Regions from separate parts of the Homo sapiens genome. Here region 1 is linked to region 2. Evidence: chromatin loops called from intact Hi-C (ENCODE). Cell type or tissue: A673. All regions are shown on one strand. Links, peaks and the distances in the headings refer to the core of each region. The heading gives the core; the rest is flanking DNA.

Evidence for each region. A loop is a pair of places that touch in the nucleus more often than their neighbours do. Peaks named below come from ENCODE experiments on the same cell type or tissue, not always from the same donor. Only the 100,000 strongest peaks of a DNase experiment are listed, where the experiment ranks them.
Region 1: a loop joins it to region 2, with 4 times the contacts of the local background. A loop is called at or near these places in 2 of 110 quality-filtered maps.

Annotation. Positions count from the first base shown.
Region 1 is chr18:34,790,436-34,797,715 of GRCh38, reverse strand. It overlaps DTNA (dystrobrevin alpha), which reads right to left. Exons shown (of 23, transcript NM_001386795.1): 4 at 3,466-3,679. Among named protein-coding and RNA genes, the nearest start is that of DTNA-AS1, 26 kb to the right of the region's middle. In A673, for the core only: no CTCF peak of the experiment used is centred there; a DNase peak (open chromatin) is centred at 3,165.
Region 2 is chr18:34,839,314-34,846,593 of GRCh38, reverse strand. The region is part of intron 13 of DTNA (dystrobrevin alpha); the gene reads right to left. Among named protein-coding and RNA genes, the nearest start is that of DTNA-AS1, 75 kb to the right of the region's middle. In A673, for the core only: no CTCF peak of the experiment used is centred there; no DNase peak of the experiment used is centred there.

The DNA of each region.
Region 1 (7,280 bases), core at 1,624-4,123, 48 kb after region 2:
AAGGCTGCACATTATAGGCTTTTAAGAATTATTTTCATCTTTTAACTTTCTGCAATATTTTTCTTTTGAGTTACTCTCTATTTCCTACAAAATAATAAGAACAACATTAAAGGTCCTTTGAAGACTTCAAAGAGTTTTCCCCCTCCTCAATAGAATATGGACAAGAGGTGACAGAAGAAGCTGCTGCCAGTTTGCTGGGGGGATTCTGGAGGAGACAGAGGAGCGGAAGGCTCCTGGCAGCAAAGAAGGGGAGGTGGGAGGCCAGTTCCTGGGGTGATCGGAGGAAAGGGACAAGAGGAAGAGACTGGCTCAAGTTCTGGCTGCTCCCTCACATATCTTCTTCCCTCTCAGCCCCTGGTCTTATTTCTGACATCTCTTTTCCCATCCTTCTCAGGCACACTCATCCATTCCACTAGACGCCTTAAAAAAGATAACCTCTGGCCGTGGAGAGATTTGCTTAGAAGTTGGTTGGTAACTGCTCCCTGGGTGACCCCCTCCCAGGAATACAGCCATTTTTAAAAGGAATGTCACAAAAAACAAAAATCTTCTGGACTCAAGGAACTGTGTCTTCAGGGACAGAATGGCAAGCATGAGCATAAACCACTGGGGTCCACTGCCCACCCCCAACATTGTACAAATCATCTACAGATGTAGTTATCATATCTTCTGAGAGGCTGACTTGCCAACGAGCAGAGAGAAATCTTGCAACCAGGAAACTGATTACAGTCTGCAGTAAGCATCCTGGTATGAAAATTGAGATCCGGATGTTTTTTTGGTGGGAGAGGGAATGCTATTCTTGGGGAGCTATGGCTGTGCGAAGGTAAGTCTGGCTCTCAGAAGTACATCCCAGTAAAGGAGGCATCAATCCTCATCTCAGGTTACCACTTTCTTCACGAAGTTCAACTACCTGGGAGTCTAGTGAATTTTAAGGCACCATCCCCTCCCCCACAAAATGGCCAAGTTTCTTTGAATCCAAGTTCTTATTCTTCATGAGTTTAAATCACTATACTGCCTTTCTTTTTTATTTATTTATTTTTAGCAACTCTTCTTCAGAGTCTAGGTTCTTAAGGCATCTCTAATTTTTATTTTGGATTTTTTCCCTGTTTATTTATATGTCCATTTAAAATACGACAAATGGGAGAAAAATCTCCTAAATGTTTCAGTGATTCTGTAATAGCAACAGCACATCTTTCTTTTAGTAGTATCAGGATCATTCATGTCTGCCAAAATACAGACGGTTCTCTTAAACACTTGGACTCTGTCGTGGGACAGGTGGTAGGAAGTGGCATCAGATTTCCACGCTGGGTCTCATTTGGATAAATTGGAGTTTACTATTATAAGAAATAGAATTTGAACATTTATTTTATTCTTAAGTTTCTCTTCTTATATTCACTTCTAAATTACATATCCAGTTAGCTGTACTTCCTGATGGCTTACATTTCATATCCAAAATTCCATGCCATCAGATGGAAAATTTGAGTGTCAGTAGGACTGCCTATGCTCATTTGCTACGCTGAAGGAGCAAACGCAGAAGTGTCTGCAGAGTAGGATCTCTACATGGATATGTTTATAAATCTTTGCAGTGAAATTTGTCTATGTGGATGTGTTTATAAATCTACTACAGTGAGATTATTGAAAGTACACATCAGGAGGCTTCCTATCTATACGAAGAATAGGCACCAAATAAAGATTTCTTCTGAACTTTTTTGTGAATTGTTCCTTACCTTGGAATAGATGTCAAACTTAGCTTTTCATCAATCTTGAAATGATTCAGCTATATTTTCAGCAGCTATTTAGAGACCGTTCATAGCTCTATATTTAGAAGTGATCTAGCAAATATTTCTGACCAAAAGTGAAAAATCTAACTATATTTGTGTGAATCCTATATATCTCACAAAATACCCCCTTCCTTATTGTTAGTCTGGTTTCTGGTCTATATTTATGGAGTGGGTGCAAATGATTATTTGGCTTTGATTCTTTATGAGTTCTCTAGCAGTACTCCAGGATTTAGTGAGATATTATATTTCTCTTTTTGCAGTTTCCATTGTTACATTTCTAACAAATAAGTCTCTTGACATCTTTAGGGGCAAATCTGAAAGCTGCCACACTCTTGTCACAGGGCCAGGTTAGAAATGCCACTACAGAAATGCCATGGCCAGGTTCCATTCTGCTGCCTCTGCTGCCTGTCATGTGGAACCACAGTCCTCTTTACCTGCCCCAGCATCCAGTTACTATAGTGATTAAGCTAGAGCTGTACATCTCGTTCTGAAGTGTGCACAGCCGAAGCAAAGACTCTACCAACCTGGAATGCTAGTTGTAAAATTGTTTATTTTAACTGAAGAATTTCTCAAAATATAAATATCACGAAGACAATAATGCACACTGGAAAAACTGAGCAGGAACGATTCTGTTAACACTCTAAGTTGCAAAGTGACAGCTGGTAGCTTTTGTGAATTGCAAAATAACATTAGCCTGGCTGGAACATCTCCACTGCGGGGGTAAATACTTCCAGGCATTGGCCAGACAATGAGACTAAGTAAAACCTTCTGAGAATCTCAAAATGTGATTGCTGAAAGGTCAGGTTAGCAATTTTCCTTTTTAATATTCAAAACAAGCAGTGGAAGTGGAGGGGGTGGTACTACGTCCAGGTTGGAGGCTATTGGCAAAAAGCCCTCTTGAAATTGTAGGCTGAGAATGTAATTCAGGGGAATCCACATATACCTTGGTAAAGAAACCTTTGTTGAACACCTAAGTCCCCACTCGGCCACTAACATGCTGCGAGACACCAAACAAGTGACAATTTCTTTGTGCTTCATTTCCTTCATCTGTAAAATGAGATATGTGGACGAACAGCCTTTAAGATCTCAGCCAGCCCTGAAATTCTCTGATTCTAAAAGGGAAAATTATACAAAAATGAAGCTGAGCTTCAGTTGTGGTCTGTGGACAGCATCCCCTTATTTTATGATCGAAACACTTAAATTGACCAGTCCATTTAACGCAAGTCATAGTTACTTTGACTGGGATAGTCAAGAAACCCTTTTCAATTTCTTTCTTGTTTGCTGTAGGGCCTTGTTAGGACACCTCAGAAACACTGTCTTAAACAATTTGCAAAGAAGAGAGTTAAAAAGATCCTCCCACTTCACGCTTCATTAAATCGCACCACAGGCAATCCTCTCAAGCATCCACAGCTTCCAGGAAGCATGGGATGAGATAACTAAAGGTCAGCACATAAAATACAATTGTCCTCAAGTTCCTCTGGCACCATTTTACTCTCTAGTCTTTTTCACAGGATTTAAAATTTATATTAAACACATGGAGACTTTACTGACATAAGCATCCACTGTAAGAAAAAAGAGAGTAAAAAAAAAAAGAGAGAGATATAAAATTGTTTGGGAAAAAGACCAAGTAAGACAGGAAGTGAAAGCCAAACATGTAGAGAGGAACAGACATTCAGAGGGTGCTTACGGATCAAACGCTGCAAGCAGGAAGTTAAGGAGGAGGCTGATGGACTGCTCCACATGGATTTGGTGAGTGGTTGGCATCCGTTTGTTGAGCTGGTAAAAAATAGTGGAGAGCACAGCCTCTAAGCGGGACACGTTGAGTTCAGTGTTTGGGTCCAGGTTGTTCAGAGCATTTTCCCGCAATGCTTCTATGACATTCCATATGTCCACCAGGTGCACTACAATTAAAGCAGAGTTAACACATCAGCCCAAAGTAATGGAAGGCAAATACATCAGTTTACATGACCCTCTGTCCTGTTTTTTTCTAGGTATCTCACATGTGTGCAGCTGTTGCAGGGGGTCAACATAAGTAAATGAACATAGGCTGTGCATTATCTCTAAGACTTGATGTGCATTACATAATAGCAAGCAAATGATTTACTGACCACCACAATAGATAGTTATTTCCAATCTTCACAATCACTCTTGAAATACAGCTATTATCCCTGTGTTACACATAAGATAACTGAGGATCTGGAAACTGAACTGACAAATGCAAAAGTAGAAGAGGAGTCAATGGCAAGACTAGCATTCAGATCCAAGTCTATCGGTTTAAAAGTTATTTCCCCATTGCACACCCTGCCCCCTCAAAAAGAAAAGGCCAACATTTAAATTCTAGTGTTTGAAAGGATGTCCAAATTATATTTGAGTATTTAAAATGTTTTCATTTATTTATGTGTTTTTTAGTAGTATGCTGTTGGAAACAAGAAAAAAAAAGAAAGTTAAGGTAGGCAGGAAGACAAGGTAAAAAGGAAAAGTTATGTATACACTGCAGCAGCAGCAGAACTAAGTCACACATCACTGAACTAGGCTGGTCAAGAACAAGAAGTTTCTTGGCTACATTATTACCAGCTGATTTAAGTCATGGTTACTTTCACTAGGGTAGTCAAGAAAGCTGTTTCTGTTTTCTTCCCTATTTGCCCTGAGGTCTTGTTATGAGATCCCAGAAACCATGATCACGACCAAGATAAAGAACACGTCCTCACCCTCAAAAGTTTTCTCATGCTCCTCTGCAATCCATCCTCATTCCCTGTTCCAGGCAACTATTGATTTGCTTTCTGTTGCAAACTTCAGTTCTTAATAACTGTAAGTATATGGTAAACACTCTTTTTTGGGTCTGGATTCTTTTACTTAGTGTTAACTGTTTTGAAATTCATACATGTATTGCTGAAAGTATCAATAGTTTTCTCTTTTTTATTGCTGAGTAGTATTCCATTATATGGATATATCACAATTTGGTTATCAACTCACTTGTTGATGAACATTTGGGTTGTTTTTCAGTTTTTGTTTATGAATAAAATTGCTATGAACAATCACGTACAAGTCTTTGTATAGATATGTGGCTTCCATTTCTCTTAGACAATGAGGGATTCAAAATATTAAAATCATTAAAAATATTAAGTAAATACTTAGAAATGAAAAGGCTGGGTTTCACAGTAAGTGTATGTTTAATTTTTAAAGAAAGTTCCAAAGTATTTTCCAAAAGTAGTTGAACCATCTTACATTCCCATCAGCAGTGTACGAGAGTTCCAGTTCCTCCACATCTTCACCATTTAAGGTTGACTTTTCATTATGCTTTTGCATTTGCAAATAAATATTTTGTTTATTCTCAATGAAATATAACAGTTTCCGTTTTTGAGAAATATGCACTGTATATATATTTTTTCACTAACAGCTCCCTATTTTTTTGTCTTCTACCTCATTGCTCTCTCCTGGCTATATACCTAATAAGCAAAACTAACATCAGCTTCTACTATGAATTGAGCTATGTGACTTTTTTCTTGACTTCTCTCTTACTTTTGCTTTTCAGAACAGATCTATGGTTTCTGACTTTTGGTATAGGAGAACTTGTCACCAATTTCTTCCATTATAATAACAAATGAGCCAACTAGCCAACAGTCTTTTGAAGTCAGACCCTTTTCCCAGGCTAGGTTTAACTGCAGGATCTGTAACCACAGAACCCTAAGAGAGAGAGAGCAATCTGTTCAGACATTCTTATTTTCAAATTAGGCATAAAGAAAAACAAAAACCTAAAGTATGGTTCTCATAACTAACTTTGTGTGCACATTGAGATCCAAGAGATGAGTAGATTATGCAAATCCTTAAACTAAAAAAAAAAAAACAACAGGTTACATAGAACCGTTACTGTGTCCTTTACTTGGATTTTTGCTGTTAATTTTAACAATTACTCAAAATAATGTTTTATGTTATGAAGGGAAGATACCTGTGCTCAAGGAGCACTGGACTTGGAGTCCAAAGACCTAGGTTGCAAATCTGGCTCTTCTACGACAAGTGCATGACCTCTAAGACTTAGAGTCTCACTTCCTTCATCTATGAAATGGGGCTGGCATTCCTAAAATGGAAAAATGCATAGAGTAAAAAGTGGTAGTTCCTGGTACCTAGCAGACAATGCATTATAGATGAACAAGTAAATAATGTGAGTCATGTCAAAAGAAAAATATATTGCAATATATCTCTGATTTGGAGCAGATGAGTACAAATCACATACCAACTAAAATAAATATTTATTAGTTTTGGAAAAATTCAGATTTAAGTGATTTCAAATTTGCAAGCTTTTCTGTATATCAAGAATTAATCAACAAGGAAATTATTTGTATTTCTTGGTGTTATTTATCCAACTCTTCTATCTAGCAAGCAAAACACTCCCAGGGAAATGGCATTTATAAACTAAATTTATTTATTTATTTAAATTCTAGTTGGGAAGAGCTGGGATTCCTCTAATTACTCCCTATAGATTTGATCTGTGAATCTTCTGGATCTAGTCATCAGGATGTGTCTGGGTGCAGGATGCAAAGAAAGCAGTGCTGATGACATCCAGCCTGTCGTCCTGCTTGGTCCCTGTGACCTATCCTCACCTAGTTCCTGGTTGTGGATGATGTGGAACAGACATCTGGGGAGAGGAGCATGGACTGGGAACTTGAGCATGGGAGGGAGATGGGTATATGTCAAGAAAGCTAAATGGCTGTTGGCAAAGGGAGGGAATCTGGATGCTTAAATTTCTCTTGACGAGCCATTGTAAGGAATAGGAAACCCTTTTAGAATTCCCAGTGGTGGAATTATCCAGGCCCATGGGAGTGACCACAGGAGTGGCCCACATAAGGGTTCCCACATAGGCATGCCCATGTAAGGGTTCTTTGGGTACTTCAGCCTCAGGGTGAGCAGCCCATACTCATCTCTCCCCTTGCCGGCTCTGGGATTCCCTTCCTTGGTGAATGCCACCATCCTCCCGCTGCCTATTCTCCCTCCAGGGAGATTTACTTTCTGGGTTCTATCAATGACCTAGTCCTATGGACTGTATATCTCCTAAACATCACTGTAATCCCACCATTTCCATGAACCTTTATTGCCACCACCCAATTTCGTTACCCAATGCTATCACGCTTACTGTTTGGCTGAGTCAGTTCTTTTTTCATTCTTTCTGTACTCCCTTTCTACTCACTGCAGCCAGAGTGTGATTTCTAAACCGTAATTTGACATATCACTTGTATGCTGCTTAAAATTGTATGCTGCTTGGAGAATGGCGTGAAGCCGGGAGGCGGAGCTTGCAGTGAGCCAAGATTGCGCCACTGCACTCCAACCTGGGCAACAGAGCGAGACTCCGTCTCAAAAAAAAAAAAAAAAAAAAAATATATATATATATATATAGTATGCTGCTTAAAGTCCTTTAATAACTTCCCATTAATTTGAAATCTAAACAAGGATTGAAGTTTTTTTTCTTTCTTTTCTTTTTTCATCTAGCCCCTGTGTACTTCTCATCTA
Region 2 (7,280 bases), core at 2,983-5,482:
TAGCTGTTTTAATATGAATACTTCCACTCTAGACTTAGCCCTTTTCTCTGAGCTATAATAAATAACTAGAACATTCCTGAATTTCCTTATCTAACAACTGATTTCTCCCTCCTCAGAAAAAGAGGCTTCTCTTTCCTTTTGCTCAAATGAGATAATGTATGCAAAAAGCATCAAAAGAGTGTGATGCCTGGAACACATGAGGTGCTCAAAAATATTAGTTAATATAATGTTATTATTATTTTGCCTTTTAAATAACATGTTCATATCCATTAGTAATCCTCATCCCCTTCAAAATATCATCTACCATCTGACAATTATCTAGAGCAGTGCTTTTCAAATTTTAAAGTGTAAGCATATCACCTAGGGATCTTGTGAAAATGCAGTTTCTGGTTCTGTGGTGGTAGGGTAGGGGAGGTTGGGAGGGTGGGACCTGAGAAGATGCATTTCTAACAAGCTTCCAAGAAATGTCGATAATATTGGTCCAGTGTACTGGTTCAACACTGAGTATCAAGGATCTAGAAGATCTCGAAAACAAAATGGAAGACACAAATACGTGAAATGAAACCTAAATATAAACGATATAAAAGAGAGAGTTGTTCAAGAGTATTTAACAGATACCCATACAGCATGTGTGATATGTTATAAACATTCCCTTAAGACAGAAAATTGTAGGATATACGGCTTACATAATGTTTAGTATCAATCCCAGTGGATTGAGATTTTATTCATTACACAAGTTTAGATTTGGAGTAAGAAAATAATTTTAATAGCAAAGGCAGAATTATCTCTGGAAAACTGATGCTTTAAAGCAGATGTCTGTCTTTATAAAATAATGTCTGCATTCTGCAATGGTTAAAAATAATAACTAAATTCTTTATTACAGCTTCAATGAAAAAGAGAAAGTTACACTGTCTTTTCTTTCGACGTCAAACTACCCCACAAAGAGACAACTGAATTTGATTTTAACATGTTTATCATTTCTGGCTCATGTATTAGGGGCTATACATCTAATTCAACACAGTGTTTTGCGGATAACCCCATTGCTCCAGGCCCAGGAACATGATATCTTTGACACCTTGAAAGTGACTTTGTCAGAAACATTTGTATTTTGATAAATAAATAAATAATTTTAAAAATCTTGATAAAAACTTCTGATAAAAGTATCTTTTAAAATGAATGACTAGCTAGTGTAAGTAATATGAAGGTTATATTTTTAAAAAGCCTCCTGGAAATGTAAGACGTGAAGATATAGGATTCTGTATAGCAAGTGATAACTCATACGTCCATGCCTTTCCTCCCCCAGCACTGAGTGAATGAGGGCCTGTGTGATAATATTACCCCTTTGTGCACATGAACAATTTATGGGTCCACATAATGCCATTTCAGTATGTTCAAATTATACAAGGGTGAAGGAGGCATTCTTCTGATAAATTCCTCTATTTCAAGACTTCAATTACAAATAGTTGAAAATGAATGATCAACAATCCCTAAATCATTAAAATAAATACCAATTCCAACACTTTCTCCAGCCCTAGCTATTCATTTCAGGACTTTATAATCAGTAATCTTGCTACAAGACTATGATGAATTAACAAGTGATTGCAGTGTTGACGGCATTTCAGAGCAGGAAAATCCATTATTTTGAAAGCCCTCCACATTCTACCCGAAATGCATGGCCAGTGTCTGTTGCCAGTGATTTCAAAATGGCATTCCAGGAAACTCAAGTGGCCCCAGCTGAGCTAGGGCTTATGAAAGTGTGATTTAGCAAAGATTTTTGGGAACTCACGGTTTGTTCACATTCTTTTGATTTTTTTCTGGGCCTGTTCTGCTTTCTAAGTTAGGGTAGTCAACCAGAAAATACTGTGATCCAAAGCATATAGCATATATAAATGCAAAAGCAAAAGCATATATAAATGCTTCTATATTTTCTTTTCATATTTTTTCTACTACTCTGGCTAGTGATGGGAATTTTATCACTAGAAATTAATTTAGAAGGCCATCGAGTTTCATGTACTACTCTTCTATTAAGAGGATTAGTTAACTCAAATGGAAGATTGCTTTATTAGATTATTCTCTATCTTTGGCAGTTGGTTTAGAGCAAAATGCTAAGGGAATAGAGCACTTTTTTTTGGCATTTAGAAGTCAGTGAGCTCAAGAGAGTCAGGGTAGAAAGGAACAAAGTGACACTGGGGACCGAGAAATGGTTTTACAGTACTGAAGAATGGGGAAAGAAACTAACTCTCAAAGCTTAGTGTAGTGGCCCTTTGTGAGTGGTTTGGAATAACAACAAAAAAAGACAGGAAATCATGAAATGGCAATCTTCATGGATAACAATAAGAATTTACCACAATAATGGCTTCCTTAAAGGAGACCTTTAAACTCCTTTATTGAGACCCTGACTTCAACAACCCCCTATGTTACAGTTGAGGTCATGCATTCTATCTTCTAAAAACTCTCAGACTCCTCCATTTCCTTCTACTCCAACTGTTCCTGATGTGACAGTCTTTAGATTTATATTTCCAGGATTCTAAGGAAATATCTTTCTCAGAAGTCCAGTTCTATAATTGAAGTTCCTAAAAATTTTACTAAACAAAAGGAGTCGTGTTAACAGGAAATGAAAACTCATATAAAAGAGACACTGTCAGTAAGTGTAGGTAACTCTTCTTTTTTCTTTCAACAGATTATAATTTCTTTTTTCTTTCAACAGATTGCAATAAACTCACATTTTTCAAAATCAACAAAATGTACTAAAAAGAGTCAGTCAAATCTTGACCTACACATTAAAAATATTAAAGGCATACAATTCAGTGGATTCAGTGGGGAAGTGGGTTATGGATTCAATTGTGTCTCCCCCAGTATTCATATGCTAAAGCATATGAATACCCTCAGTACCTTAGAATGTGACTATATTTGGAGATAGGGCCTTTAATTACAGTTAAATGAGGTCATAGTGTGGGGCCCTAATCTCATAGGACTGCTGTTCTTTTAAGGAAAGGAAGAGACACTAGGGTAGAGAAAAAAGGTTATTTGCGGACACAGCAGGAAGGTGTCCATCTGCAAGTCAAGGACAGGAGAAACCAACCCTGCTGGCACCTTAGTCTTGGACTTCCAGCCTCCAGAACAGTGAGAAAATAAATTTCTGTTGTTCAAGCCATCAAGTCTATGGCATTTTGCTTTGGCATTCTTAGCAAACTAATACAAAGATGAAGAATCTAGGGGGGCATTAAAATTAAAAAAAAATTCTTGCCCAATTATCACTTTAAGTTTTTAAAAAAATTTTAGAATGCCCTATTAGTTGCTCTGTTCACATCAGTGAATTGCTGGTGCTTATCTTTGCCCATGTCTACCACTACACAAAGCTTAATACTTTAATTTTTCATCTATTTTATACTCCTATACTAAATGTTCAATTTAAGTGCTACTCTATAATAGTGATTTTTTTAAATAGTAAAAATTCTAATTTTGCTAGTAAAGTTTCTGACTACTCCTAACAACTTTGTTTAGGGGAAGATGGAATTTTTTTAGCTACTGCACTACTGATATTCTACAATATCAACAGATGTTTATTGAGCACCTACTATGTGCCTGGCACTGTGCTAGATGTCAGAGATAAGGTGGTGAACAAGTTGGAGAGGGTCCCTGCCCCACTGAAGATACAGTAAATAGTAAGCCAACCAACCAGCCACCAACCAACCAACTAACCAGTCAGCCAACCAACCAACCAATGAGCTAACCAGCCAAACAGCTAACCAACTAACCAACCAAACAATGACTGCAGCTGATAAGAAGAAAATAAAAATAGTATGCTATAATAGAGACTAATATAGAGGACCTACTGGGGGAGGTGTCTTTAATCTAAGATTGGAAGCTAGACAAGCAAGTTCATGTGCATATAGTAGGGGTGAAATGGGAAAGAATGTTCTAGACAGAGGGGAGAACTAGTATTGGAGTCTTGAGGCAGGAAAGAGCTTGGTTCGTTGGAGGAATTGATCAAAAATTGACATGACTAAATGTAGTGATTGAATGGGAGAACCCCATGAGATCTGAGGCTGAGAAAGGAGTAGGCAAGGGCTAAGTCACATGCAGGTTTGTACACCATGGTGAGGGGTCTGGGTTGTAAACTAGGTCCAATAGGAATCTATTAAAGAGTTCTAAGCATGCAAGCTAATAAAAATTTAGACCTCATAAATGAAATTCTGAAATAGGCATTCTTAGATGTCTTTTTTCCCAAAGCATAAAATATTGTGGAGCAATTTTAAACTAGATGGATTATTAATCCACTTAACAAGAAATCTATTGACAACACAAATGTACACTTTCTTGTACTTGAGAAAAATATAAGCAGAACAATTTTAACCTAGTCATATGACATCAGGAGTCTAATCAAGTGACAATGTTAGAGGTAGAAGTTCTGGGCTGGTTTCAAATCATTTGGTTGGTCTACTACAGACCTTGGTATAAACTAGCAAGCCCAGGAATTTGACAAGCTTTGGGGGAGGGTAGTAAAAGCCCACACTGTATCACATTTCAGACTCCTTCTCCTGCAATGAGGAAGGTGCATACAAATTATTAAGGCTTTTAAAACTTCATTGAATTAGGAAGGAAGCAGAAATTCTCCCTTGAGCTGCAGTTTATTTATTTGACTTATCTGACAGAACCAGCAATGACATAAGTGTTTCTTTAGCAGCAAACTATTACAAATAAGTCAGTTTCCCAGTGTGTTAAGTAGTTAATATAGGGTAGAAGACCCCCACACAGAGTTAATCAGGATTAGGTCTGAATAATGGCAAAAACAAAGCTTTTGATGGAGAACAGCTAGAGGCCAAGGAATGGGGTGGAAAATAGATGGGAACCAGTGTCATAAGACCTGTTTGCAAGCCCTTACTAGCATGTGACTTTGGATAAGTCACTTAATGTCTCAAAGCTCATATTTTTTAAACAGTGAAATGGAAATAATCATATCCAACCTTCTAGGACTATGAGAAGTAAATTAAATAATGTGTGGAAAAAGGCTTTGTAATTTTTGGAGCATTTCATAAATACAAAATTTATTATTCTTACTCCAGCTGTTGTAATAAGATAAAAGAGACTGAAGACAAAACTCTTGCCCTTTTTGAAGCTTACAATTAACATGAGAAGTCACAACTCAAGGAACTACATACATAAAAGGTAACTTGTTAAGAATCACCATTCCTGTTACTAGTATGTGCTCAAAATATTTGCTAAAATCAAATAAAAACACTAGAATAAGATATACAGTTTCAGTAAATACGTGGAGGATGCAGTGTGAAGGAGGCATCCACAAAAGATCCTGAAAGGCGTGTGTTGATGCAGATTTTAAAAGAGGTGATGAAACACAGTGGTTATGAACTTGGATGGATAATGGTTAAAATCTCTGCCCCACTTTTTATAGCTGTGGGACTAAGGGAGAGTCAGGTAAGCTCTCTAAAATGATACCTTTACTTGTCTATAAAAGGGGGATGATCTTATTTACTCCATGGGCTTACTTTAAGGACTAGGAGAAATTATGTATACAAGGCTCTGAACATAGAGCTTGGCATGAGGTAAGTGTTTTAAAAACACTTACTATTATTATTACTATTATTATATGTCTCACTGTAACTTAATGATGGTAAAGCATTGTAGCTACAATGATGTTAAAGGAGGTAAGAGGTCATTACATTACTTATAGAACCATGACAGGTATGAGGAATTGTTGGGATCTAATTAAACATAAAGAAAAGGGAAGAAAAAATGAGAAATTTGAAAAAGAAGTTGGAATTTTTTAAGGATAGAAAAAACTATGAGAAATATGGAGGGTGCAGCTATTAAAACAAAGCCTCCTTCATTGATTGGTTGGCCTTAAATTCTGCTTTGTTTTCAAAATACAAATCACATTTAGCTTTCATCAGGCAGACGCAAGGTGTCTCTGCTGAGACAGATTTATGGTCTTAAGTAACCATCAAGTCAATATGATTAATCACTTGAGTAGGGAAAATGGCTGGTAGTGACAAACTCTGAGCTTTTCTCTTTGGAGATTTCTTTGTTAACAACCTTAATTAAGAAAAGGTCAAAGAAGAGCAGTAGAAATAACTGGAGTGTGCTTAGAATTATGGGAAGAGGACATGATGTGAGATCGCATCATAGTCTTACAATTGAATCTACACTGACTGTATTCTTCTTCAAAGATGACCAATACAATTAAAAAAAAATTCAATGCTTAGTTCTACTGCTTCAGCTACCATGTAACACTGGAGTACCAAACTCCTTGGGAATAAAGCAATTTTGTAGTTTTGAGAGCCTGAGTTGTGAAAAAGTGGATACTATTTAATCTAGAAGCTCACAAAATTTGAAGAAAGAGATGGATTTACGTCAGCCAAAGAGTGCATTTTTATCCCCTTAAACAGTAGGATCTAAGGTAAAATTAAACTAGTGTACTGGTTATACATTTTTAAAAATACAAATTAAGATACATGTATGTACTAAAGCACATAAATGTTCATCAGTTCATGAGAACTAAAAATTATCTCATGTATTAATCTTGCAAAAATAGATCTAAGAAGCAGTAATAGGAAGAAAATTTTGAAAATACTCAAGTGAGGAGGAAAGAGGTTCAGAAACAAAGCGGCTAATAACATCAAGTGGTGAGGGCAAGGAGCATGGAGCAATGGCCTAGCATCTGAGGAATGCCTTGGTGAAATACTAGGTTGGTGCAAAAGTAATTGCAGTTTTTGTCATCACTTTTAATGTAATTGCCATTAATTTTGCCAATTACTTTTCCTCTAATAGTAGAGGAAAGAGGACTTGCCATGCTAAAGGTTTGAAACATTTTAATGGAAATTGAACCCATTGGCTTTCTTAATAATTGTAACTATGGAAAATCCATGGGCCCTTAATTGAGAGAAAATTGAAGTGGTTGAGAAAAATTGACATATTTTCAAGGAATTGGTTTGCTAAATATGTTTATAAAACAATAGTCTGAACTAGATTGAAAAATACATATGATACATAGTTTGTCCTTTTCCTTTAATTCAAGCTGCAAATCCACATTTATTATTAATATCAAGTAACTTTAACCAATGGAAGGAGTCTCCTATGTCACAATGAAAATGGAGAAAAGCCTTTTGAATGGCTTTATCCAAGTACACAGGGCTATCTTAATTCCTGAATTTAACATATCTGAAACTAAGTTTTGTGTATTCCAAGATGTGAAAGCAGGCTTTAGCAGGATGGTCATCAGAAAAATGTGTAATAGAATTGCTGAAAGACGATTGTTCCCA